Regions from separate parts of the Homo sapiens genome. Here region 1 is linked to region 2. Evidence: chromatin loops called from intact Hi-C (ENCODE). Cell type or tissue: CD4-positive, alpha-beta T cell. All regions are shown on one strand. Links, peaks and the distances in the headings refer to the core of each region. The heading gives the core; the rest is flanking DNA.

Evidence for each region. Hi-C counts contacts between places; a loop is a spot of excess contacts. Peaks named below come from ENCODE experiments on the same cell type or tissue, not always from the same donor. Only the 100,000 strongest peaks of a DNase experiment are listed, where the experiment ranks them.
Region 1: a loop joins it to region 2, with 9 times the contacts of the local background. A loop is called at or near these places in 65 of 110 quality-filtered maps.

What each region holds. Positions count from the first base shown.
Region 1 is chr7:111,729,726-111,742,342 of GRCh38, forward strand. It overlaps DOCK4 (dedicator of cytokinesis 4), which reads right to left. Exons shown (of 53, transcript NM_001363540.2): 45 at 12,288-12,407; 46 at 11,815-11,936; 47 at 11,369-11,489; 48 at 9,671-9,752; 49 at 9,409-9,518; 50 at 7,192-7,264; 51 at 5,329-5,442; 52 at 2,501-2,562. Among named protein-coding and RNA genes, the nearest start is that of DOCK4-AS1, 72 kb to the right of the region's middle. In CD4-positive, alpha-beta T cell, for the core only: a CTCF peak has its summit at 6,108 (motif pointing left); a DNase peak (open chromatin) is centred at 6,136.
Region 2 is chr7:111,093,927-111,106,543 of GRCh38, forward strand. All of the region lies in intron 3 of IMMP2L (inner mitochondrial membrane peptidase subunit 2), which reads right to left. It overlaps LRRN3 (leucine rich repeat neuronal 3), which reads left to right. Exons shown (of 3, transcript NM_001099658.2): 2 at 5,955-6,036. Among named protein-coding and RNA genes, the nearest start is that of LRRN3, 9.1 kb to the left of the region's middle. RefSeq lists enhancers at 2,865-3,792, 10,058-10,157. In CD4-positive, alpha-beta T cell, for the core only: CTCF peaks have their summits at 4,928 and 5,127; a DNase peak (open chromatin) is centred at 4,905.

The sequences.
Region 1 (12,617 bases), core at 2,967-10,966, 640 kb after region 2:
GAGCACACTCAGCTCAGAAGACCCAGAGAGCTCAGGAGGAGGAGCAGAGGCACCCGAGGTTCTGCACCTGATTTCTCCAGCCATCACTCCAGACTCCAGACTCCTGAGCTGAACTGGCGAACTGGCAGCCCTCGGGGCTGTAGCCTGTGATGTGAGCTGTTTCCTCAGCAGTTTTTTAAAAACCTAATTTAGTTAATTTTTAACATTTCAAATTTCACATGAAACTCCAGAATTCTGGCAGTTCATAAAGAACTAGGAGTTCTGGCCACAATGGCACACATTCTCTTAATAGAGATAATCTTTAAAAGCTGAGAAGGGCTGTCCCTTTTCACTTTGCCAGTCCCCACTATGCCACGTGGGGACTACACCCGGCCTCCTTCATTTGTGTCAGCTGTCTGGCCCCATTTGGCATCTGAGTTTGTTACTTTCCCAACTAGTATCCCAAGGAAAACGAGTCCTAAGATAGATGCTCTGTGAAAAGAGGGTTCCGCTGGGAAATGCTGCACACTGTATACTCCTTGTGTATATTCAAAACATATTCGCATTTTCAAGGCTTAGAATAAAGGAATACAAATAATTTTGTTCAGTCCAGTGTTTTCCAAACTTACTTGACTATAGACCTTTTCTCCCCCGCTTATTACATAATGTCCTGGAAAACTAGTGTTCTATGGTATACACTTTGAGAAATGCTATCTTCTTAAGCTAACTTGACTTTGGTTTCTCTTTGTAAACAAAATAACGCTGGTAGATACACATCCTGTCATTTAGTAGGAGCCTAACATTAAGGCCAATTAAGAGTTCCCAATTCACTGCTACCTCTGTCAAAAGTTAGACCTGAAATTCAAAATATGGCAGGTCAGCTCAGTCTTCGCTGTAGGGTTAGACCCACAGTTTGATGGCTGGCTGGGGTAAAAAAAAAACCCAAAACCCCACTAAACTCTTATCAGTTAAGGCAGCACACTGCAAGGCTAGTAACATGGTAGCAGTGTGCCCCCTAATGTAACCCAGGAGGTATAACACAAATGTTCGATCTATGTTCTCTTCCTTCAAACCCTACATATAAAGACATGGCTTCGAACTGCATATGGCCAGTAAAAATGTACACAGGTCTGCTGAGAGACAGTATATACCAGCTTGCTAAGACTATTTTATAGCTATTCAAACATTTTTAGCTCTTGGGTTCTTTTTAATGTTTAAGAATTAATCTCTTAAGACTTATTTTCTTACTACCCAACAAAATTTAAGTTGAAAAATACAGATGATAATTCCATAGCAACGTGTGGGAGCTCTGTGTGAGTAAGGGCAAATGTAAAAGTGCGGAAAAGCCATGTTGCTTTCCTTTCTATCACATCGAGGTGACAGGCTATGACTTCCAGAGTGAATGCTGTCACAGGTACTTCATAATAACAGCTGCATTACAGAATGAGAACAAAACGAGCAAATCACTTGCACTTACCCGCGAATTTCTACGTCAGAAATTCTGGCAATGCAAGGGAATCACACTTCTTTCAATTTTCTCCATTTTGCGGGGGGAGGCGGGTTGTTTTCCCGTTTCTCAATTTCTATCAGCAACTATCGTTAGCACCACAGATGCACTGGATCGCAACCTGCCCCTATGTGTTTGTAGAGGCTAATTTGTCTTTTGCACATTAGCTAGAACTAGCTCATCACACAAAGGACATGGAGCGTGTAAATCCTAAGTCACTCAGGTACAAAATCATTCTTTCGACACACTTCATATTTGCCTCTGGTGCAGCAGTTCTGAACACCAATCTCTCACGTACTGACAATCCTTGAAGCCGGTCTGATTCAATTTGGATAAGACTAAATATTATTCTTTATCTTCATGAGGGATTTTTTATGTTTAAAGATGTTAAATAGCCCATGTCTACAAACCAATTCGAATGTCTGACCTTTACAGCTTTCCAGTTTGTTCCCTAGAAATCTTTTAAATCCATATTACTGCCTTGTTTTTCATGATCAAGTATGTATTTCTAATGTAAATGAGAAACTTGGTATAAAATATTAACAGAGAATGTTAGGTTTGGCTTTGACAAAATGGGTTTGGCTGACGATAAAGGCAAAAAGACACAGAATATTTAGTAGATCTTGATACTGATGTTTCTCAATCTAAGTGTGTGTGTGTGTGTTTGATGTACCTTAAACTAAAAGGCCAGGCTGAAAGTTTCCTAGGAGGTACATTAGGACCACATTCCTTTCCTAATTCAGTATATGCACTGACTTCAGTCTGCAAGTTCTCACTGCTACCATTTGGAGAATGAGGCTAATAATCGAAAAACAAATGGCTGCGTTTGTGCAGGAGGCACCCAGAAGGGAAAGTCCAGTGTTGTTTTTCTCAACCAGCTTCCCCTATCCCTGATTGATAAGTTCTTTGCCTGGTCCCTGCAAATTAAAGCACCTTTTGATATATCTGGGATGAGTCTTAGAGAAAAAGAAAACTGGGCCAGTCTCTAGCCTCAGTCGAAAGAAGGGCCTTTACCTTCAATGGAGATCGCCCGGCAGGCGAGGGGGATACTGATGTCGTGTGTCTTGCTGGTGAAGCTGTCAATGGGGAGAGAGATAACATTTCAATTAAGAAAAACCAGACGATTGACTATCTGCACATGCCCTCTGTGTTACAAACCCAAACAGATGATCCAGTGCATAAGGACCTTCTAAGCAAAGGGGGTGGTGAGGATGGGGGAGAAGCTAAATGATGCCTGTCTAGAATGGGTTCTCACAAAGGGTGGCACTGCCAAGATATGGGAGCATCAGTGAAAAGTTATCATGGCATATATGATGCTTTGACTATTGACAGGTTCCCAAACTGATCCAATGTCCTTTCCGTTTCCCCAAAGTCCAGGTGCTTCTGCACTGCTTGATCTGTCTCATAAGGTGCTTTTAGGTGTGAGATGCTAGGGAGCAGTTCTTGGGGAACAGCTGTTGACTTTGGCGTGAGCACCAATGGGAACACCATGGCCACCCCAGCAGCCTGGAACAGGTCTACGGGAACATATTTAATCAGCTCCCCCCAAACAACCCCAGTACTCCCCAAATAGGTAGAAAACCCTTGGCCATGGCCATACAACAGGTGCATGGTTTTCCATTTCTTCCCCTAATGCTTGTACTCAGGTCTTCCCATTATCCCCTGGTGGTGGGTCTCTATGGATTTCATCATCGTGGCCAAGAAGAGTGAACTGTTTGCTTTTTCTCACTAGATTTTCAAGTCCTACACCTGGAACACAGCATGTGTGATAGCACTGTTCCTGTGTGCATGCTTGTATAGCAAATCCAGCTCTCTAAAGCATAGCCCTGTATGGTAAAGGCTGGCGTGACACAGTCAACAGGGTGAGAGTCAGCCACATTTCTCAATTCCACAGAGACGTTTCGGTGAACTCTGGGTATGTCGCTCTGTGATTAGCTGCTACTCTCCCAGCTGTCACAGTGAGGTTTGCAACTCACAACTACTGAAAGGCTGTAAGAAAGAAAGACAGTTACAGAGCCCCACAACAGTGACCACAGATGATGACATAAGAACAGACCATGAGAGCAATCAGTGCAGAAGGGATGGCAGCCCTGCCAGTTAACTTGGGAGGGGTAAGGTCATCTGTGTGCTCTGGGTCCTAAGGGGTCAGTGAGAGTGCTCCATGATCACACTGGTAGTGTGCAGCCTCTCTCTTGCACTCTTGAATGCTGGGGCATGCTGTCAGCACGTGTCACATTCTAATACCAGCCTTAGTTCTCCTATCCTGTTGATCGTGGGTGCTGATTATGGAAGAAAATCACATCTGTATGGAGAAGCTGATCCTGACGGAGAACTATGTTCCTGCCTTAACGGTGGTAGAAAGTTGATTGTTCCCTAGGACCCTCTTCCTCCTGACTCAGGCAGTTGCTGACACCACCATGGTGGCCCCTGCAACCACAGCATATTTGCATCAATATTATTCCTTAAAAAATGCTTTTCAGGTTCTCAACTTTAGGGACACAACCAGGTTTAAATTGGAGACTGCCTGAATATATGTACATCGTGAATGAGATACAAATAGTTTGGCCGATAAGTTTTAGGCCTCTGTACACATACTGATATACTAATGCAGGTGATCAATAAGCTTAAAGTTATTTCTTGTTTTCTTTGAAGACCTCATATGTCTCTCAAAAATTATTGGTGACTTGACTTTTGGCTTTGACAAGTATAGAGTAAACTAGGTGGCACATAGTTTATTGTGTTTTGTGGCAAGGTCTCACTTTGTTGCCCAGGCTAGAGTGCAGTGGCTCAATCTTGGCTCACTGCAACCTCTGCTTCCTGGGCTCAAGCAATTCTCCCACCTAAGCCTCCCAACTAGCTAGGACTAGAGGTGTGTGCCACCATGCCTGGCTAATTTTTGCATTTTTTTTTGTAGAGATGGGGTTTTGCCATGTTGTACAGGCTTCTCTCAAAACTCCTGGGCTCAAGTGATCTGCCTGCCTTGGCCTCCCAAAGTGCTGGGATTACAGGTGTGAACTACCTTATTTGGCCCAGGCTGAAGTGCAGTGGTGCCATCTTGGTTCACTGCAACCTCTGACTTCTGGGCTCAAGCCATCCTCCCAAGTAGCTGGGACTACAGGTGTGTACCACCACACCTGGCTAATTTTTATATTTTTTGTAGAGACGGGGTTTTGTCATGCTGCCCAGGCTGGTCCCAAACTTGTGAGTTCAAGTGATCCACTCACCTTGGTCTCCCAAAATGCTGGTATTACAGGCATAAGCCAAAACACCTGGCCAAGATTTTGCTGCTTAAACGACCACCTGAGGGGATGCGGTACCCTGAATCAACCCTTTGCGAAATATAGTCCTTGCATAAAGACCTCTCAAAGCAACAGATAACTATGGATACAAAGTTAATGACTCTGATAAGCTTATGGAGCGTAACTGTTAGTCAATGGCTATTTAGAGGCAACTGGAAACTTTGGCATCAGTCCTGAATAAGACTGAAGAAAGTAGCTGAGTTAGCGGAGGTTGATAAGAATGAAGTGGTTCAAAGTGAAGGTTAGAGAAGATGCTAGTGGCCTACCAAGGTTAGGGTGCCTCCCCGAATTTGAGAATGGTGGCTTGGTAAAGAGCACTCTATAAAATCTGTCCGAGAGGCTTACTTGGAACAGACCACTGTTTGACCCCGTGTAATAGAAGTTCAGGAAAGAGGGAGACAATTGTCAAGGAATTATGCAGCTACTAAGGTTTTTATCCCAGAAATCAAACGCCTACCTTTCTCTCAGGAATTCAGGACAAACTGGAGTAGTCAATAAAAGTTATTTTATAAAAGTGATCATTCAAATTCTTCAAATACCCACCAGTCTGTGTGGGTCTTGGAGGGACAGGGGGAGAGATAAGTTTCCCACTATCCGACATGTTCTTGGCTTCCTTCCCACTGTCCAGGCTCCAGCTGCTAGGGGTGGGGTTCACAGCTGGAAGGGAATAACACAGCTAAAAACACACGGTCCAGCTTTGCCCTTCCAATGCTTGAGATCTTAGAAGAAAGTCAGAATTATCCAGAATGAAAAACTTAACTGGATGAAAAACAAAACAGGAAACTTCTTGAATACTAAACCTTTATTTAATTGGCTGCCTAACAGTTATAGTTACCATTTAACTGGGCGCTAACAAGTCTCTTTATTTCCCTTAATGCTGTCAAAGGGAACTACAAATCTTTACACTGGGGTGTAAAACTTGCTGAGAATTACAAATGTGTTTAGATGCTGGATAACAGATGGAAGATGTAGTCACTGGGCTATTTTAAAACTTGGCTTTTAGTAGACATTTCTGGACAAGTGACACCTAAAAATGGAGAAGGCAATGACATACTAATATTTTAACTATTTGGCAGAATTCTTGGGAAAGAACAGCCATGCAATATTATCTCATTGATAACTCTTTCTGAAATCAATGAATTACACTGAAATATGTCCTTAAAAAATGATTTGGAATATGGACAGTGTCATTCTTATTTTGTAATTTGTCTGCTCTGTGCTTCGATAAGATGCAGGAATATGGGGCAATCCTGGCAGGAATAAGGGCAGGACACGCTGGTTGTAAATAGCCACTATGCAATGAGGTTTACAACAGCAAATCTGGGTTCCAGTGACTCACTCCCTGTACAGACACTGCCATCTGGTGGGCATGTTGAGAATTTCAACATTTTACCACTCGACCATTTTCACTTAATGGGATGGAGTTACCACTCTTAAAATTCTTTTTCTCTATTCTTTTAAATTTGCATCGTGGTTTTCTTTAGTAGAAGGGGTGAGAAAAATACCACATTCCTTAGTTCTACTGACAAAGATGAACATGTGACTTGTAACATTAAAGCTAAATTTGTGTTTTAAAATAATTTTGCCTAAGACTTCACTAATTTCCATCTCCCAAGGAAAGTTCTAATGTAGCAGTGTACCCAAATGACAATAGTTTACTTCTTAATGAGGGCAATTAAAAGGCACTTTCCCAGACTATTTCATTAACGACTCTTGATTTATTGGCCTGGGGAACTGCTCTTATTTTTGAGGCTTGACCCTGAGAGAGGTGAATGGGTGACTTGCTGCAAGCCCCGACCCCGTAGCTGAGGAAATCGTGTTTAATCTGCTCTTCATCTTCTGCCGTGTTGCAGACTGATCCTAATTGGCTATTTACTGCTGTCCATGTGTTTGGTTCTCATTTTGTGTGACCTTGAGGCAGGGCACACTCCATTATGCACTGGATTGCAATTCTTAAATGGTATTTAATTGTACAAGAGCCGTATCTGAGTCACAACAAACAACACATGAGTTGGCTGAATGAGCTTTGTAAGGGAGACGAAGGATGGGACCACCGAATCGATCCGGGTGAAGCTATTTTCATTGTGCTGAACAAGGAGCCTAATTGGCAACTTTGCTTCAGGAAGAGGAGGCATTGCCTGGGTGACTCACTGGATGATAACAAAAAGCCATTAAACATAGGCGTTCCTATCTTGCTCAGATTCTGCTGTTAAAATCTTATAGGAAAACAGCTTTTGAAGAATGATCATGAATAACTGTCTTTCATTAATCCCTTAAAGAGCATACTAGTCCTGATCATTAAAGAGCTAGAGCACTGCTTTCCACACAGACACACAGAAGACTGGAGAACATGAGGATAAAACAAGCCCTTACACATTCCAGGACTGACCATGGGGCTGGCCTTACCTTTTTCAGGTGCAGAGAGATTTGGGTCACTGCGTGGCAAGGCCCCGTCTCCAATATGATTAAACAGCATCCTCTGCAAAGTTACAAGGGTTGATTTTTATGATGTGATATACGGGCATGTGAAACCTTTCAGAAAATGAGACGATTATCTCCTCAGTAAAACTTTTTGTTCAAAATAATTTTTGTGTGATATGATGAGCCTAGGAACAAATAATTTAATTATATTTAAGTAAAAGGGGGTGGGAAGAGCCTTAGGTTTTGAGAAAGAAAAGAGTGTTGGAAAAGTTTGTATTATATTTTAAATATAAATGGTAAATGTTCATAATAAAATGTAAAAAATAAATAGTAAATAGCAGTTGTGCTATGAAGTTCTTTTTTTTTCTTTTCTTTTTAGAGATGGAATCTCACTATATTGCCCAGGCTGGTCTTGAATGCCTGGGCTCAAGCAGTCCTTCCAACCTTGGCCAATCCCAAAGCGCTGGGATTACAGGCATGAGCCACCACACCTGGCCTGTGTGGAGTTCTTTGTAAATACAAATGCTACAGTGGTGATATAAAACAGAAATAAGAATTAAAGGAGAAATATTAGTTCAAAAAATCACTAGTGAGTGAAATTTAACCCCTGCATGTTAAAAATCATTTATTAGGTAAAAAATATATGAAATAATTGATAGTCTACAATTTTTAACTTATAAAAATGCCAGTTTTACATGGTTTTACCTAATATATTAAATAGAAGGTACCAAGTCCTTAAAAGTAGATGTACTACGGCAGTGCACACTATTGAAATTTAGCAACATATATACTGCTTCCAATTTTACTAAAACCAGAAAACTTGGGAGGCTAATCAGAGAAGGCTTTCAGAGTTGCCCATGCTGACAAGAAGTTCTCCTGGAGCAGAACAAACTGAGAAATTCCCTTGCAGCATCATCAAGTGACAAAGGGAAATAGCTAGTCCAGCCAAATGCACTCAGATATAATTTCTGCAAGACATCAGCGTTGTGCAGAGGCGGTACCCTGGGACTTTCGGGAGGATCACACAATCAGCAAAGACAAACCAATGAAGCCAAATCCCACTCTCTCTCATCCACTTCCGGATGTGGCTACAGACTTCTGCCAGGATGGTGTAGAAAAACAGAAATTAGCTGGAGTAGAAATAACTATTTTTCTCTGCTCCTAAACTATTCCCAAATCTTTAAAACTCAGGGCTACCCATGAATCTTCAACTTTGAAACCACCCTTCAAGGCTCCTGAAGTGCCCAAGGGCTGAGCCCAAGCCTCTGCTCTCAGAAAAACAGGGATCACTTCAAAACCAAGTTCAGGCAGGGGGTGAGGGCCAAGCTCCCTTACTCGCATGAGCAGTTGACAGGGAAAGGCTGAGGACTGAACCGCTCTTTTCTCATGCATTCAAGAATGGCAAAGGCAAACAAATTGCTCCTATACTCATGGGTACCCAGATAGGAATCGATTGCAGCTCTTTTAAATAGGTCTAGGCAAAGGCAAAGACTGCTGGGCAGGAGAATGCTTCTCTTCAAGGGTATTTTCCTAGTTTAAGAGGTTCCCCCAGACTTCTGTTACATACACAGGGCATGCAAACACAGGCACTTTATTCACCCAACTACTTTGCATAATGTTTAAGAAGCAGCAATGAAATAGATCAAGGAGGGTAAACTTCCCATTTCCCTTTTAGCATCACTGCCAAGCAACTACCATGTGTCCCTATCAGAAATATGGCTCAGGGCCGGGAGTGGTGGCTCATGCCTGTAATCCCAGCACTTTGGGAGGCCAAGGCAGGTGGATCACCTGAGGTCAGGAGTTCGAGACCAGCCTGGCCAACATGGCAAAACCCCATTTCTATTATAAATACAAAAATTAGCCATGTGTGGTGGTGGGCACCTATAATCCCAACTACTCGGGAGGCTGAGACAGGAGAATTGCTTGAACCCAGGAGGTGGAGGTTGCAGTGAGCCAGGATTGTGCCACTGCACTCTAGCCTGGGTGACAGCGAGATCCTGTCTCAAAGAAAAAAAAAAAAAGATGGCTCAGGCAGAAATTTCTAACCATGGGCAGAAAACAGAGGTGCAATCTTCACCAGCTGGATTGGTCTGACACTGCCCAGCTGCTTGCTTTTGGCAGCTACCGCGTGTTTCTGCAGAGATAGGTAAGCAATTCCAGAATTGTCCTTGTTTTCTAGTTTCTCTACCCTACAAGGAGTACCTGCGAAGGCTCCACAGGTGTTGGATAGATGGCACTGCATGGTCTCTCTCTTGGTGACAGGCAAGAGTTTTCTCGGGAATGTTTGTGTTTGTCAGACAACAAAGGAGAAGCTGGGAAGAGAAGGAGAGAGAGGATCATCAGCATGGTAGTGGTGCTGCACCTGTTTGGAGGCGAGAGCCTGAACGTGTGGCAGCTGGCCACAGTTCCCAGGACTAGAAGGTTCTCTGGGCACCCTCAGTCTTCCCCACACTCTGGCACTGACCTCTGGCACTCGATGGAGCAGAACTTGTCACATTAGGTGAAGCCGAGTGAGTAGAACTCAAGCTTGAGGTAGATGGACTTGGCTGGAAACACACAGGGAGCTATTATCATACCCTGATTAAAGGCTTCCCACGACACTGACGTATTTGAAACAAAATCATCAACTTTTTTTCAAATTAGCAACAAAAAGTCCGTTTAACAATATAGAAAATCTTAATAACTTAGATTGACAAAGAAGTCTGCATGAATTAATGAAAAGTCTGAGATTTTGACTCCTGCCAAAGGAATGCCTTCGTGTTAGATTCAGCTATACACTGTGACTTCGTACCAGTTAGCAGTGCATTCCTTCATTGAGGTATAAGTAGAATGACTTCCAGCCTAGGGCCCAAAAACAGGCGAGTGCGTCTAAAAGGCATAAAATATGCCTTCTTGTTATCTGTACAAGTATGTTCAAAGCATGAATTTGGAAATAAGTGTTATGTCTCCTTTCCAAAGATAGTGGTGAGGAAAATTTCAGCTTAGTCTTACTGAACTATCATAAATGCCATATTAGTAGTGTTTAAATAAAATGTTTGCTTGCAGGAGTTATACTGGCTCTAAAATCCCTAAAAACTACATTTTTCTTGTATAAAAAAAATACCTTTGGAAACTTTCTGATATGTACATAAGTAAAGATAATTTTAAAACAGACCCTCAAATCATGTCTTTTTTTCTTTTTTCTTTGAGACACAGTCTCGCTTTGTTGCCCAGGCTGGAGTGCAGTGACATGCTCTCGGCTCACTGCAACCTCCTCCTCCCAGGTTCAAGCGATTCTCCTGCCTCAGCCTCCCGAGTAGCTGGGATTACAGGCATGCGCCACCATGCCCGGCTAATTTTTGTATTTTTGATAGAGACGGGGTTTCACCATGCTGGCCAGGATGGTCTCGAACTCCAGATCTCAAGGTGATTCGCTCACCTCGGCCTCCCAAAGTGTTGGGATTACAGGCATGAGCCACTGCACCTAGCCAAATCATGTCTTCTTAAAGAAAAAAAAAGCCATTTTGGAATGCTAAGAGGGGCCGGGCGCAGTAGCTCATGCCTGTAATCCCAGCACTTTGGGAGGCCAAATTGGGCAGATCACTTGAGGTCAGGAGTTCGAGACCAACCTGGCCAACATAGTGAAACCCCGTCTCTACTAAAAATACAAAAATTAGTCGGGCGTGGTGGTACACACCTGTAATCCCAGCTACTCACGAGGCTGAGGCACGAAAACTGCCTGAGCCCGGGAGGCGGAGGTTGCAGTGAGCCAAGATCGCACCACTGCACTCCAGACTGGGAGACAGAGTGAGACTCGCTAAAAAAAAAAAAAAAAAAAAAAAAAAAAAAAGGCAAGCTAAGAGGCAGCTAGTGAGTGGCAACACACTCTGAGAGTCCTGGACTGCAGAAGGAACTTGGGGCAGGTCTCAGAGCTGAACCTTGTGCAGCGTGCCTAGGCTTTTCCATCGCTTGCTGATGTCGTCTTAAAGCGATGGGGCAGTTTTAAGAGAAACGTCTTTGTAGACTCTAGAGACCCATAAAGCAAGAAGAGTGTTTAAAGGTTTGTCCTTAAGCCAAGTTCTTGCTTGTTGGTCTGTTCATCAGCACAGCAGAATGAACAGAAACACTCATGATTGAGACAGAAAAGGAATAAACACAACCAGACAAAAAGCTAATTAAGTACCTGCATGTTAAAGACTTCATCAGAGCTTTCTGATTGCCCTGTAATATTGCTTACTTCAGCAGAAGCTTGTGAGGACAGTGAGGAGGAAGAATATCGGTTGACAGCTGGGTAACTTAACGGGCTGTTTCAGGGGGAAAAAAAAGGTCATTAACTCAGTCTCCAAATTGTACTTTATCATGTGCTAGAATGCTATGAAACCAAAGGGGGGAAAATACATTCCGTTTTGTTTTCTCCTGTTTGCCTCAATATAATCAAATGTTTGAGTTTATTTATTTCTCATGCTGTTGCTGTTTTACTGGTGGCAGAGGTCTGCAGCTGCCTCGCGGGTTAGTTATTTCATTAAGAAATAGCGTATTTGACAAATTGTGCCATAAAGAATGAGAGAACCATTCCAGATCAGCTTGCGGGTGAGGCCAAATTGTAAGATAATTTGGAATATGACTTACCTGCGTCTAGGAATTACCCTGGTACCATCTGGGCTCACAGAAGCAGGTGCTGAGTTTCTACACACACGAGGGCTTCCATTAGGAAAATGGACAGGACTGGCTTGCATACAAGCAGAGAACTCCTAAAGATGTAGTAAAGGAAATATCTCATTACAGTAATGATTTGGGCAAAATAACTTATGAGACAGGTTAGCATACTAGGCACACATCCTAATTGCCATCAAGTCTTCACATAGGGAGCTATTAAAGCAAGTTCCAGTATTATTTGGCTTTCCCTCACTTACATTTGTGTTTTCCCAAAAGGAAAGCCTCGCAAATAGCAGACAAGGCAATTGTATTTGAGGGCTCCCTGGTAAAACAGTGCAGTTTGGTAGAAAAACCACAAGATGTCACTATTGGATACATCATCATCCCTTTAACAAGCAAACGGCAGTGATCAGGCTGCCCCGCCATGGACACCTAAGTATACATACCTGTATCCCTAAGCTCGACTTCATCACAAAGAATTGGTCAACCAGCTTTTTGTGAAGGGGTCTCATATCTTGAGGTACAAACTTCTCATGCACGGCCAAACCAAATTCCAGAATCTGTGCCTTAATTCACAACATAAGGAAAAAACCTCACATCAATGACTACCTCTCACTAAGTGCCTGCTATGGGCCGAGCACTTTACTACGCATTTCGCTTGCATTATTGCTAATCCTCTGCCTCTGACAAGGTAGGAACAGCTGTCACTTTACAGGTGAAGAAAAACTGAGGATCTGAAAAATCCTGCATGGATAAAAGACAAATGGGGATTAGAA
Region 2 (12,617 bases), core at 1,628-9,627:
AGGTGGAATTTTTTATTTGGAGGTGGTGGTTGTTGTTGTTAATGGCTTAATAAACGGTGCTACCAGCCTTCCAGGCCAGCAATTTAGTGACCTACAAAAAAGGTGATCAACTTATGATGCACTAACTATATTTCACTGTTTCTTTGTTCTTTCCTTTTTTGTAACATCTTTTGCTTTCGCCATGTGATGGGTTTGATGTTTCACTCCTCCCCCCGAATCTGAATTTTTTTGGGGTGTAACATTCCTGTGTAACATGGCACTATGGTATTTATTACAATCTAAGTTGATCAGAAAGCTCTATAACCGGAGTTTCGTTTTAAAAAAACACTTATGTAAGTTAAATGTTATTACTTAATTAGCAGCCCCTGAAAATGGGCAGAGGTGAGGTATCTGTTGGTGAATCTGAAGGAGATCATTAAAAGAAAGCTAATAGTAGACTAAAAAATGAGTTCCTACTTCTAGCCTCAGTAAGGATGCTCCTCTAAAATGATTTAAAATAATGTGGCTCCAGCCAGTCTGAAGAAACACTAGACATGTGTACAGCACACTAAAATGTTCCATGTAGACCTGGTTCTGAGAGTTTAGCTACTTATGTATCACTCTTTGGTACATGAAACTAAATAAAGCAGGTAAACTCTAGGCAAAACATCAGTACATCTTGTCAGTGCTGTCAAAGATAAAGCTCTCTGATATTGGCTATGCAATGAGTACTTAGGAAAGCTTCACTGTATAACAACTGAACATAGCTCCTGCACAGAGCTCAGGGAATTCCTCTCCTCTCCTTCTGATAAAGTGATGTATTGTTAGACATCTACGAAGTCACTAGTAAAACATGATAACAATTATTTCTTTAGCCACAATGTGAAAGGAAAGGAAGTCAAATTCTAATATAAAGACAGTAGCTGGTGCCAGAGGATGGGAAAAAGGAACAGGGATAAATCGGAACGTTTTTCTAACTTGTTGAAAGGAATGGAAGGTCTCAATAGATGCTATTTAGAGGTCATTAAATACAGGATTAACAAGGAAGACTTAATGTCCATCTCAAATCTTTCTGAAGAAGTACAGTACCTACAGGGCCATTTACTATATTTGCATAATTGTCAAGTTTGTATACACCTGCTTGCTATTATGTTAATTCATCTTTAGGCCATAATAAGGGAAGAATTTTCTATGGTGCCATTAATAAAAACACATGACACAGCTTCAGGAGACGGGGAATAAAGAGGGGAGACATGCTTTCATAGAATAAAATTTTTGAACTGAAAGAGACATTAGTAGCTAGTCTAATATGTTCATTTGATAGGTGAAAAACACTGAGGCTGAAAGGGTTTGAAATCGTTATAATGTAATACATTATACTTTGTATTCACCCAGCTATTTATTGGAGAGGCCTAGGTTAGAACCCCTTACAATACTTCCTCCAGAATTCCATTAAAATTCTGCCTCCTTGGTCTTTCAAAAATAATGTTTTCTCAAAAACCTCCTATGTGCAAAAAATCCCCCCAAATTCACAGATATGTACAAAAAAGAGAAATATTTATTCAGATAATCAAATATTCTAAAAGGAAAAGCCAATATTCAATAATAGAAGCAACGATTTATTAAGTATATAACACCCAAATATTTCAAACCCATAATTCATCATTTGAATATAGTTTACCATATTCTGTAAAGTCATAAAAATTAGAGTTTTGCCCTGTTTTTAAAACATGTTAATAATAATACTGCTATCCTTCACCTACAGAGACTCAGCTATTGATCATCCACTATAAGTTTTAAGGTTTTCCAAGAATTCTGAAGAGGCTTTCCACATCTGTTTTTACTTGGTTTCACTGTAAATAATTTAAGGCACTTAACATGTGCCCTTTTTTTATATACAGTGTCCACTCTCAGGATCCATGCTTTGCTTATACATCTCACTGGAAAACAATAAATATATTATCAGGACAGCAATCCCTCTCCCTCTCTCCCTCCCCTACCCCATCCCAACTTACTTTTTGATTTCTAGAGTCAGACTGAGAGCTCCAGTAGGCAATGATATCTCCTTAATATCACAATCCTATTCTTTTCTTTTGGGCAAATTTCTCTGTTTTTAAATGTGCTCTCCAAATTTTGCTTAACATAATAGTAATTAATTGACTCAACTTGTAAGAAGGATACAAAATATAAACACAATAATTGTGAATATTTGTTTAAAGCTCTACCATTTACAGAGCAATTTTTCAACAATTACTTTGCTCCTCACAACAATCTGGTGAAGTAGGGTAGATATGATGATGATTAACATCTTTAAGACAGGAGAATGAGGTTCTGTGAGGTTAGAGACTTGCTAGCATGTTGAGGTGCAAGGGTCTCTGACTCCAGAGAGTAGAAGAAAATATGGGTGCAGCACTGGTCCCTGGCATTTCTGAAGTTAGTAATAAATGTTAGTTCCCTTTTTATGGAACTTCCACTCTAGATCTTACCCTTCCAACAACTATGTCCTTTGTACCATACCACACTATATCTGGATAGATTCTTGCAAATTAAAATCTTTATTTCTTAATTTAAATCACAGCTATTGCTATGCCTGAGTTAAATTTAAAAAAAAAAAAACAAAACAAAACCCACAACCAACATCTATTCTTGGAGAAAAAGACTGTATGTTGTTCTACCTACTCATCCATATGTTTGTCTGACAGCATTAGCACTTTGATAAACAGACACTTGGCAAAGGTCTCAAAAACTGGAAAAAATGAGATGAGTAAATTATTTAGGGATTTTCCAGGTTACTAAAAATTATGAACAAAGTCTCCAAAGTCACTTAAGAACCCCCAATGGATCAAGTGTCAACATAAAAGCAACTTCCTTAGCATCTCCTTTCTGGTTTGTCTTGGGTTGAAAATGACACACTAAATAAGATAAAAATACTAGTTAATTTGAAAGTAAACTGGTATATTTGTAAACTACTAAAGTCAAAATGCCAGTAAACTTACATACATTATTCTGTGAGCCCTTTCTAGGGGAGATTGTGTCTGTCAAAAGTAATATAGACCTTAAAATGAATAAAAATCCCTTTAAAAAATCTTCTAAAGTTTGTCATTTCACGCTTTACTTCCAGGAGGTGAAGCATTCCACAGATAATCAGCTACTCTATTCAGGGAAGGAGTGTAAACATCACCACTTTTTGCATGTTTGCATAAAAAAGGCCCACTGAATCAGTTAAAGGTTAGTATCAATAGGCAACATTCTCTATTTCCAAAGGCCTGAAGCTCCTGGGATCTAATTCCCTGAGGAACAATGGAAGAGGCACTGTTTCCCAACTGGTACAAAACAGGACTTCAGGAACAGCAGAATGTGTTCTCCAGGGATTAAGCCCCCTAACGTGAAGCTTGGGACTCACAACACTTACAAGTGACATGAATAATAGTAGATATTTTAACTATAGAAGACATTTAAGAGACTTCGTTTTCACTGTGATAAACAGGTTTGATTTGGACTTATAACTTTTTTCTAAAATTATCAAATTAATAACGACTATAATGAAATAGAGGCAAATATTTTAGAGGATTCATTCCTTGGGGTAACATTTGTTCTATAATTTATAGTCTCATAATGTTGAGAGATTAAAGCATTTAAATAACATTGTCAACTAACTTTCAGCTTACCTTTCTTAAGGAAAAAAAACAAAAAAATGTTAAAAATAGACATGTATTTTTCAAACATACAATTCATGTTTTTATGTCATTAGACTGTTTACTGTATCGCTATATTTATATGCCTCTGAAATATGGAGTGTTAATGGGGTCTAAATTTAATTCTATTTTTATCAAAACTCAGTCACTCAGAAATACCAAACACTGAACATGTTCTACAAAAAGTATTCAACATCTGTAGAATACATGGAACCACAATGACCTTTACTGAAATTTCAATAGTTGCAGGAAATAATTTCAATATATATCTACACAGATTATATTTTGATTTCTACAAAGGCCAAGGGGTTAATGACCTTAAACTGCAGGTGCCCAAGGCATTGAGAACAAAAAAGATAGAGCAAGCGAAAAGAGAATTGTGTCTAGGTCACAATGCTGTAGCATTGAAAAGAAAGTGCAACAGAACAGAATGGAAAGAGCAAAACAAGGTGACTGCCATATATGAAAGATAAACATACTCTAAGAACATATAAACTTTGAAAGCTCTATTCACAGTCATTCTTGAATGAAAAATATATAAAATGCCATTATAAGATATAAACATCATCCAAGTCAATTTGTTGTGTGACTAGCTGAACTGACTCACTTACCAAACACATAGTTTATATTTGTTCCTCTTATTGTCATTTATTACTCACGTATTTTTTACACAAACACCACAGTTGTTGAAAGAGTTTCATAAGGTGATGTTCAGCTAACTTTTTAAAATCAGTGAGGCATTTTCCAAACCATTTCCTCAATCAATTACTTTTTAATGAGGAAGCAAAATTTATGTAAATATCAAAGTCTCATTTTTATATTTAGGCTATAAATTATACCATAATATGCTGCTGTTGGGCAAAATAATCAAAGTAATGATGAATTAAAACAAATGTTCTGACATAAATTAATGTAAGCAGAGCCCTTATACGTTCAAACCACATCATCTCTCTTAGACAATCCTTTACTGGCTAAAGGAATGGTAATAATACTGGCAGATCTCATTTACAACATACAAGCATTTTCTGTGCCAAACATTATGCTAAGCACTTAACATACATTTTCTCATTTAATCTTCATAACGACCGTACTAAGTAAGCGCTATGTTTAACCCATTTTACCAACGTGAAAAATAAGGCTTAGAGAAGAAAAGTAACTTGCCATAACTAATGAAGAACACGAAAAGGAACCTAGGTTAGTTAGCTCGAAAGAACAAGCCTTTGTGCATGAGGCAACACTGCCTCCCGTTGGTACTGCCTAAATATAGCTAGTTGATATCGCCTTCCAAGAGTCAGATTCTCTATCAAAATACAGTAACTCTGTTTCTAGTTTCATATCATGCATTCTGCTCATACTAGAATATTATACCTTTGTAGGATTCTTCTTTTCTTTCTGAGAAAGGAGTGATGCTTTAATTATTTATATCTGAGTTTTGCTATCCACTAGATTAACTAAAATGATTTTTTGTAGTTCAATTCACAGCTAGACCTGTGAACTGGCAGCTTATAACTTCCTCTATCATCATTTTTCCATCGAGTGGAAGTCAACATACTTCTTCACCTGAGGTCATGCAGTATAATAAGTGACACAAAAGAAAAATGCAAAACTTAGCTCATTGGTCTCAAATTTCATTATTTATAATAAGCTTTCCTTGTATCTAGTTCCAAATTTTAGACACTTTTTTCCCCTCATGCATTCTCTTTTAAATGATGAAGATGAAAATAGTCTGAATACAATTTCATTGCTACTATGAGCATCAATTTTCAATGAAATTCATCAATCTTCTTCAGTATGAATAAGCTGCTAGCCCTGCAAAGTTAATTGATGAAAGCTGTAATTTGCTTTTCAAACTGAGGATGCTGAGCCAAACCTAAAACTTTAGTAGAAGCGTTCTATATTAGCTGTTTGTAAAACTTCAGCATTTCTTGCTATGTCACCTCCTGAAAGGGCTATCAGGGGAGTCCTTCAACTTGACTGTCCTACAAAACAAAATCTGAATGTAAAATTAAAGCAAAAATGTTGCTGAGGATTCCTCCAGTGATTAAAAATGGAGTTTAGAGAGCTCACATCAACATACATTTTCTATTCAAAATGAAGTTTTTTTTTTGAAAGTTATAAGCAATTAGACAACTAAAAAAAGAAATTCAATTTTGAGGTGATAAAAGGTTAAAGTATTGTGAATCATGAATAACCTAACATGTAAGAAATAAAGAAGGACATGTATAATTTAAAATTAAACTTTTGGGGTTTTTTTCCTGCTACTTCTTACATACAACAAAGACGAGGAAGAGGAGGAGAAAGAGAAAGAAGAGGAAGATGTTGGGCAACATTTATTTAACATGCTCCACAGCCCGGACCCTGGGTAAGCTCTTTGTACAACTCACCTCATTTCACTTTGATTCCATGAGGGAACTGAGGCTTGAAATGGAGAAGCATTTGCCCAACTTCACTCATTGGAAAGGTCCTGATTTGAACCCTGAATGTCTGACTCTGAAGCCCATGTTATGGTGTCTTCCTTAGCATGTATTTCTTTTTTTTAAATTTCAATAGCTTTTTGGGAAACAGATGGTGTCTGGTTACATGAATAAATTATTTAGAGGTGATTTCTGAGATTTTGGTGCACCCATCACCCAAGCAGTGTACACTGTACCCAATGCCTTATCACATATTTCTTAGAATAAGCATAATATATTTATCCTTAGAGAAGCATTTGACTTTTTATGCAGAAGCATCTAACAACAGGCTCTTTCTACAGTTTTAAACTTCTCAGCCAAGATCAGGAGTATATATATATAATAATATGCTTAAACTTTATATATAATAAAATATATGTAATGAAAATATATATTAAAATATTTATAACATATACAGATTTAAAATAAATACAATAAGTGCATCAAACTTTACAGTTTTACCACATGGTACAACCTGATTAGTATAATATTATTTAATAAATAATATAATGATAATGAACACTTAATATAATTCAACTAATCTAAAAGTATTACTTGTGGATTTTCTACTTAAACATTCTTATTAATCTGTTGAAAATGCATAGAGCCAAAAGATAAAAATTTAGGCTCTGGCTGAACTGGATTAAGGTTTTTTTGTTTTTGTAATTTTAGAAGTGTAATGTATGTAAAAATATCATGGTTGAATTCCAGGAGGATTTATGAACATCTAAGATCTTTATCATTTCTTAGGGAATGGAAATCAGTAATGAAATAAGGAAAGTTTTATTGACCATAAATATCTTGCAAATTGAACAAGTAGAACAATGTTTTAACCTTATTCTTTCAGCCCTGAATGTTGCTCACCAGTTTTGAAAATATTTGAAAACTTTTAAATATCTTTCTATATTTTGTAAAGATGATGAACATTTATAAGTTTAAAATTCCCCCATAAAGAATTTTTCCTGTCCAGAATGGTAACTCCTCCTCCTTGATCACCACATTCTGCCTCCACACCTGCTAGCAGTATATCGAATTCTCAACCCCATTTAAGCATGGTGCTTTCTTTTCACATCATCATATTTAGTTTTTAAGCAATCTGCTGCTCTGGATTTTACTTGATATAGACTTTTATGTCTTTGAAAGAAGAAATATTCTAAGATAATATCTTACCACTTATTCATTTAGACATTTCATCTCATGGTCATTTAATCAATGACCATGATATAGATACATCCCTAGTCATTGAACAGAACCTTGGCATACTGATAAGCGATAATGTCTATAAGATACAACAAGCAGAATCATATATTCGTGTCTGTGATGATGTACTACCAAACTCACTTGGGTACTTTTAATGTATGATCTCAGAATCTGTGAGAGTAACACCTAAGAATCCATACTTATTTTCTGCACAAAGTTACAGAATTATTGGGTTAAGATTCAAGTCTTTTTCTTTTGTCCACTGTCTACCATTTTTGTTGTAGATTTAGTAAAAAAAAAAATTACTTGAGACAATCGTTCGAATTAATACAGAATATACATAGGTACAACAGGTACAATAGGTATACTGTCTTGTATATTTCCTGTGAAATATACAAGAAAAATAAAGGTTCAATAGGTATATTGTCTTGTGTCTTCCCTGAGAAGACTGAGAAGAGGGTATAGCTAAATGAGTTAGGGGTTTGATTTTAAGGGACCTGACTGGGACATTCAAAGTAAATAGTCTCAGTTAATATGTAATAATGTAAGGCTGTGGTAAACATAGTTCCTATCTCTACTGCCCCCAATCTAAAAAGGTATACCATCCACAGTCATTTCTTGGCAGTCAGGTGATATCTGTAGAGTACTAGGTTATGTATCCTTAGGAGAAACATCTACCAAAAATGGACAAAACTCTTCTGCCCACATGTTCATGAACTCTAATTTTCATACACTATATCTCACTCCATATGGAACTCAAATGAGGGCCATGCAGAAACTGCCGCCAATATGATTAATGAGTGAACTCTACACTGCCTGTCAATTTCTTTAAAAAAAAAAAATGAGTCAGAATATAACAAAATCCCTATATTGGGATAGATTTTACAGATTTTAGGTCACTTGTTCAAAGTGACTTACAGACATAATTAGAACCAAAACCAGGTGATTCAATCCTTACCCAGTGGGTATTTCATAGCACATTGACTATGATTATAGTTTTAAAAAGTTTGGACCATATGCTCCTGTCAAATCATTCTTTTTTTTAATGCATCATGATGACCAAAACTTCCCAAACTCAACCCTATAGAGAAACTCAGCAGTGCCTTATCTGTGAAGGGCCCATATTTGTGGAACCTCTTAGCTGCTGGAGTTTAGCAGAAGCACAATTCACTGTCATCCAGTCAGTTTTCAAGATGTCTCTTTAGATTGTCATTTTATTGACAGTAATGTGTTGCTGCTGCTTTACATCAAACATGTTAATTACTTGAGTCTGGAGTTTTGAATTTTTGCCCTAAAGTGATTTTAGCTGAAGCATTATTTTGTTTTGTTTAAATCAGTCAAATAAAAGAGAGAGAGAAAAATTACTAAATGGAAGCCCACAAGTATAATAAAAGAATGGAAACCACAGAAATAGCAAGTTTGAAGTTTCATACCTATCTAAAAAATAAATAGAATAATCCAGCTTCTTCGTGCTATTCTATTAGAAACTTCCACTACTCTGGGACATTCCATCTCAAATTTAAAAAGCTCCGAAACCATTCTTCACTAATCCTCTTTGCTAGGGTCATAAAAGACTTCATAATATGTATAAAATAATTACAATCTTTGAAATTATAAATCTCATTGTAAACTTATTTTTTTAAACGTTAATTAAAACCCCAATGTCCCAATTTCCCCTTAAAAGACCATATAGTATAGGACAATGAGCACTCAAGCCCTTGAGTTGCTAAAATTTAAAAATTGCTGACAATAACATGGTCTTTTTTAAGACTACAGTGTCCATTGATCATAGTGACTTCACAGTTTTCATTTCTCTCTTATTTGTACTCTAATTAGCATTTTGCGTGAGTACTAATGAATGTTGTTAAATTTTAACAATATCTATTAGACTTTGTTTCCTGCAAAATGTAACTATATCTCAAGAAATAACAACTGCATTACTCCATCATCTCAAAAAACCTGTATTAGCATTTCTGCAGATTTATGGTTAATAATTGTACTTCTTTATCTCTATCTATTCCGTTGCCAACAAGCATACACGTATACATTTACACTTTCACACACAGACCAATATTGGATTTTTTCAAATATTTGCCAACTGCTAATAGTTTTTACCAGTTTATAAATATTTAACTAAGTCTAGCCACACTGATTTGCACCTGCTTTCCAAGGATTTTTTCTTCTTCTAAGACATGTCATATAACTAACATGGTAAATAGCGTGATACATTTTTAGAATTATTTTCACAGAAATAACCAGAAAAATATCGATTAGGCAAGTAAAATTCTACAACCTTTTATGATAATCAGAGCCAAATGACATTTAAGTAGTTCTATTTTGTTCTGTCATTTCTCCTGTTCCAATATTTTCACCTGTAAGTTTAAGTTACAGCAAATTCTAATGAGTTCTTATCCGTATGATGACTTCTTAATATGATAGTGATTAACATTTAGTAACCACTCTGTATGTGTCGGGTGCAGAAGAACTTTTTTATACTATGAACTTTTAACGCATTATTTTATTTAATTTTCACAACATTCCTTTCAAGTAGGTACCATTATCACTCACCTTTCAGTAGATGAGGAAACAATGACATGGCAGCAGCACAGAAAGAACGAGAGTCCATGCCTGATCCCTTAATGACTAGGCTGCTTCTATTGAACACCATTTTGAGAGTACCAGAGAGCAAAATAAGGCATTTGTATTGGCAATTCAAGAAATTTTAGGGTTAAATGTGGAACAAAATGGGAACACTGAAAAGTGGTACTCCTGTAATATGTGTGTGAAATGAAAAGTTACATTTTCATTTTCACTTCCCCAGCATAACAACTCTTCATATCTCTGAGTTTGGGCCTATATTCAGGCAACTTTTTTGAAAGGCAAATTTGCTGGAGGATACCTTCCTTCATTCATGCATGCACATACCTGCCTTTACTATTCGCATCTTGAGCCAATTTTGCAGAGTTGGAAATGATGAAACTCCAGGTAGGGGAGAGACAAAAGTCATATGATTTTCCTTCTCCCACTCCCTCTGTGTCCCAATTTCCTGTAAATGTTTACTTCTGTAATCCACAGTTCAAATTTATTGTAGAGAATGAAACAATTTCTTTTGTTATCTGCTTTAGATTTACCAAACTCTACATTTTGTTCTAGAAATTGTTCTCACTTCTGTTGATAATGCTCCATGTTTATATATTTTGATATGATGTCACTTTAGTAACTAATACCATCACTTCTATTGAAGCTGATATCAATTTTTTAAAAGGCTGAGGGGACATTATATGTGAAACTACTTAGTATGGTTGCCAGCAATAGTTGTAAATCATGCTAAATAACAGAAAAGTCTCATCATTAATCCCCCTATCTAGTCTTTTTGATTCGGGGAGCAAATGCTAAAGAAAAATTTTTAAATGTGGAGAAAAGGAAAATTAATAGCAGGGATGAAAAGTGTGAAGGACTTGTCACAAGCGATGAGATGTTAATGTATTCACAATAAGCTGTAAGCTACACTTCCTATCAAATTAAAAATATGCATAGAAATACCCAGCCTCGCATCTCATTGGAAGCAGGGCAAAATCTATTTAGAACGAGAGGGTCATGGCTTCTAGAACAGTGGGGAAGACAGAAAAAGAAAGCAGAGAGAAGGGGACAGTCTCTCACACAAAAGAGGAAGAAAAACAAAAAGAAGAGATGGGGAGTTCCAAATATAATGGCTGTTACAAGTGATTTGAGTCTAAAATGTGAATCTACTTGCCAGAATGCAAAGAGCAGAGAGGCATGACCATAGAATTCCAGAAGCTCCCAGTCCAGAGCTATTTCCTATTTCCTTACTAAAGGTCTCATTGAGACAAAAATATATTCTTAACTCTGTAGACTGTAAATATGTGTTTTCAAATAAAATAACCACAAAACCTTTGAAGTGCCCTTTAAAAATTAATTTGATTCTTCTTCATGAAATAAAGAATTCTTATGTCAATAGGCTGAAAAATTACAAAACAGATGTCAAATAACCTTCATTTTGCAACAACCTTCTATGAATCTGACATCTAGTTATTTCAGTTAACATCATGTATAAAACTCAGAAACTCCGAAATTATGCATCCAAAGAATGGAATACTAATTCATGACAGCATGTTGAAAAGAGCAGATAGAACAATACACCACAACAGTACATAAATTGACCAAATGAGACTGCATACGTTACCATCTTCCATGACAACAGAAACTTACTGACGGACAATTTACATCTGGTTTGCTCCCTTATTCTGCAAATCACAAAAATGGGTTGCTGTAGCAACTGCCACATGCAATTTAGCTGGCTGGGGGGAAAACACCCTTAGAGTACTTTCTAAGAAACAAATACAACATGTATTTTTGTTGTTCCTCCTATCCTAAATTGAACAAATCTCCTGACAGGTCTATTTTCCCATAGCTTTAAAAATGGGCTTGCTCTCTGTTGTTTGCATTTGTATTATGTGTACTAACAATTTATGCAAAAGGTGAAAAGAAAAAAAAATCCATAAAAATATAAAAGAAATAGATAGAGATGCCTATATCTAGTCACATGAATGTGATAGGGCCATTGTCTTTTATAGCATCCCCACTTTTTATCACTGACAGCTCTTTTAGCCAGTTTAACTCCACTGATGTATGTATCAAATCTACGCATGACACTCCCAGGAATACACAACATCTCAATTCCTAATGCACCAGCAAGGGCAAGCTTATTTTTCTGAATCAGAAACAAGAGCAAGTACAAATAATAGGCAGTTAATTTTCTTAGAAACATATTTGTAATATCACAGTAACACATAACATAGTCTTTTTCCAAGGATACAGCAGAGGACCTTAGAACATATAATACCAACATTGGTGCACATTGGAGCAGACAAATTAGCACCTACATGCTAAATAAAATGGGAGGAATACTCATCCTTTACCTACTTACTTCTCAATTGGGAACTAAGAGAAGAAGCAAAGTACCTGGAACACTCAAAGCCCTGAATGTGGAACAATTGAAGCACAAGTCATTGTTCTCCTTATTTAATGGCAAGTTTGACAACTTTTCAAACTCTACAGACATTGGTCTGATGTGGGAAGGTCAACTTTTTTGAAGGATCTTAACTATCAGCCCTTGAAATAATAGAAATCTCTTCTCTCTGGAAACTCACTGGTTTTGAGAAACTCTCTAAGAAAAACAGTCCAATTAAAAACAAACAAATAAAATGAAAAACAGATATGTCTTCTACCATCACCATTTTTGCCATGTGGAAACTTCTCATGAACTTCT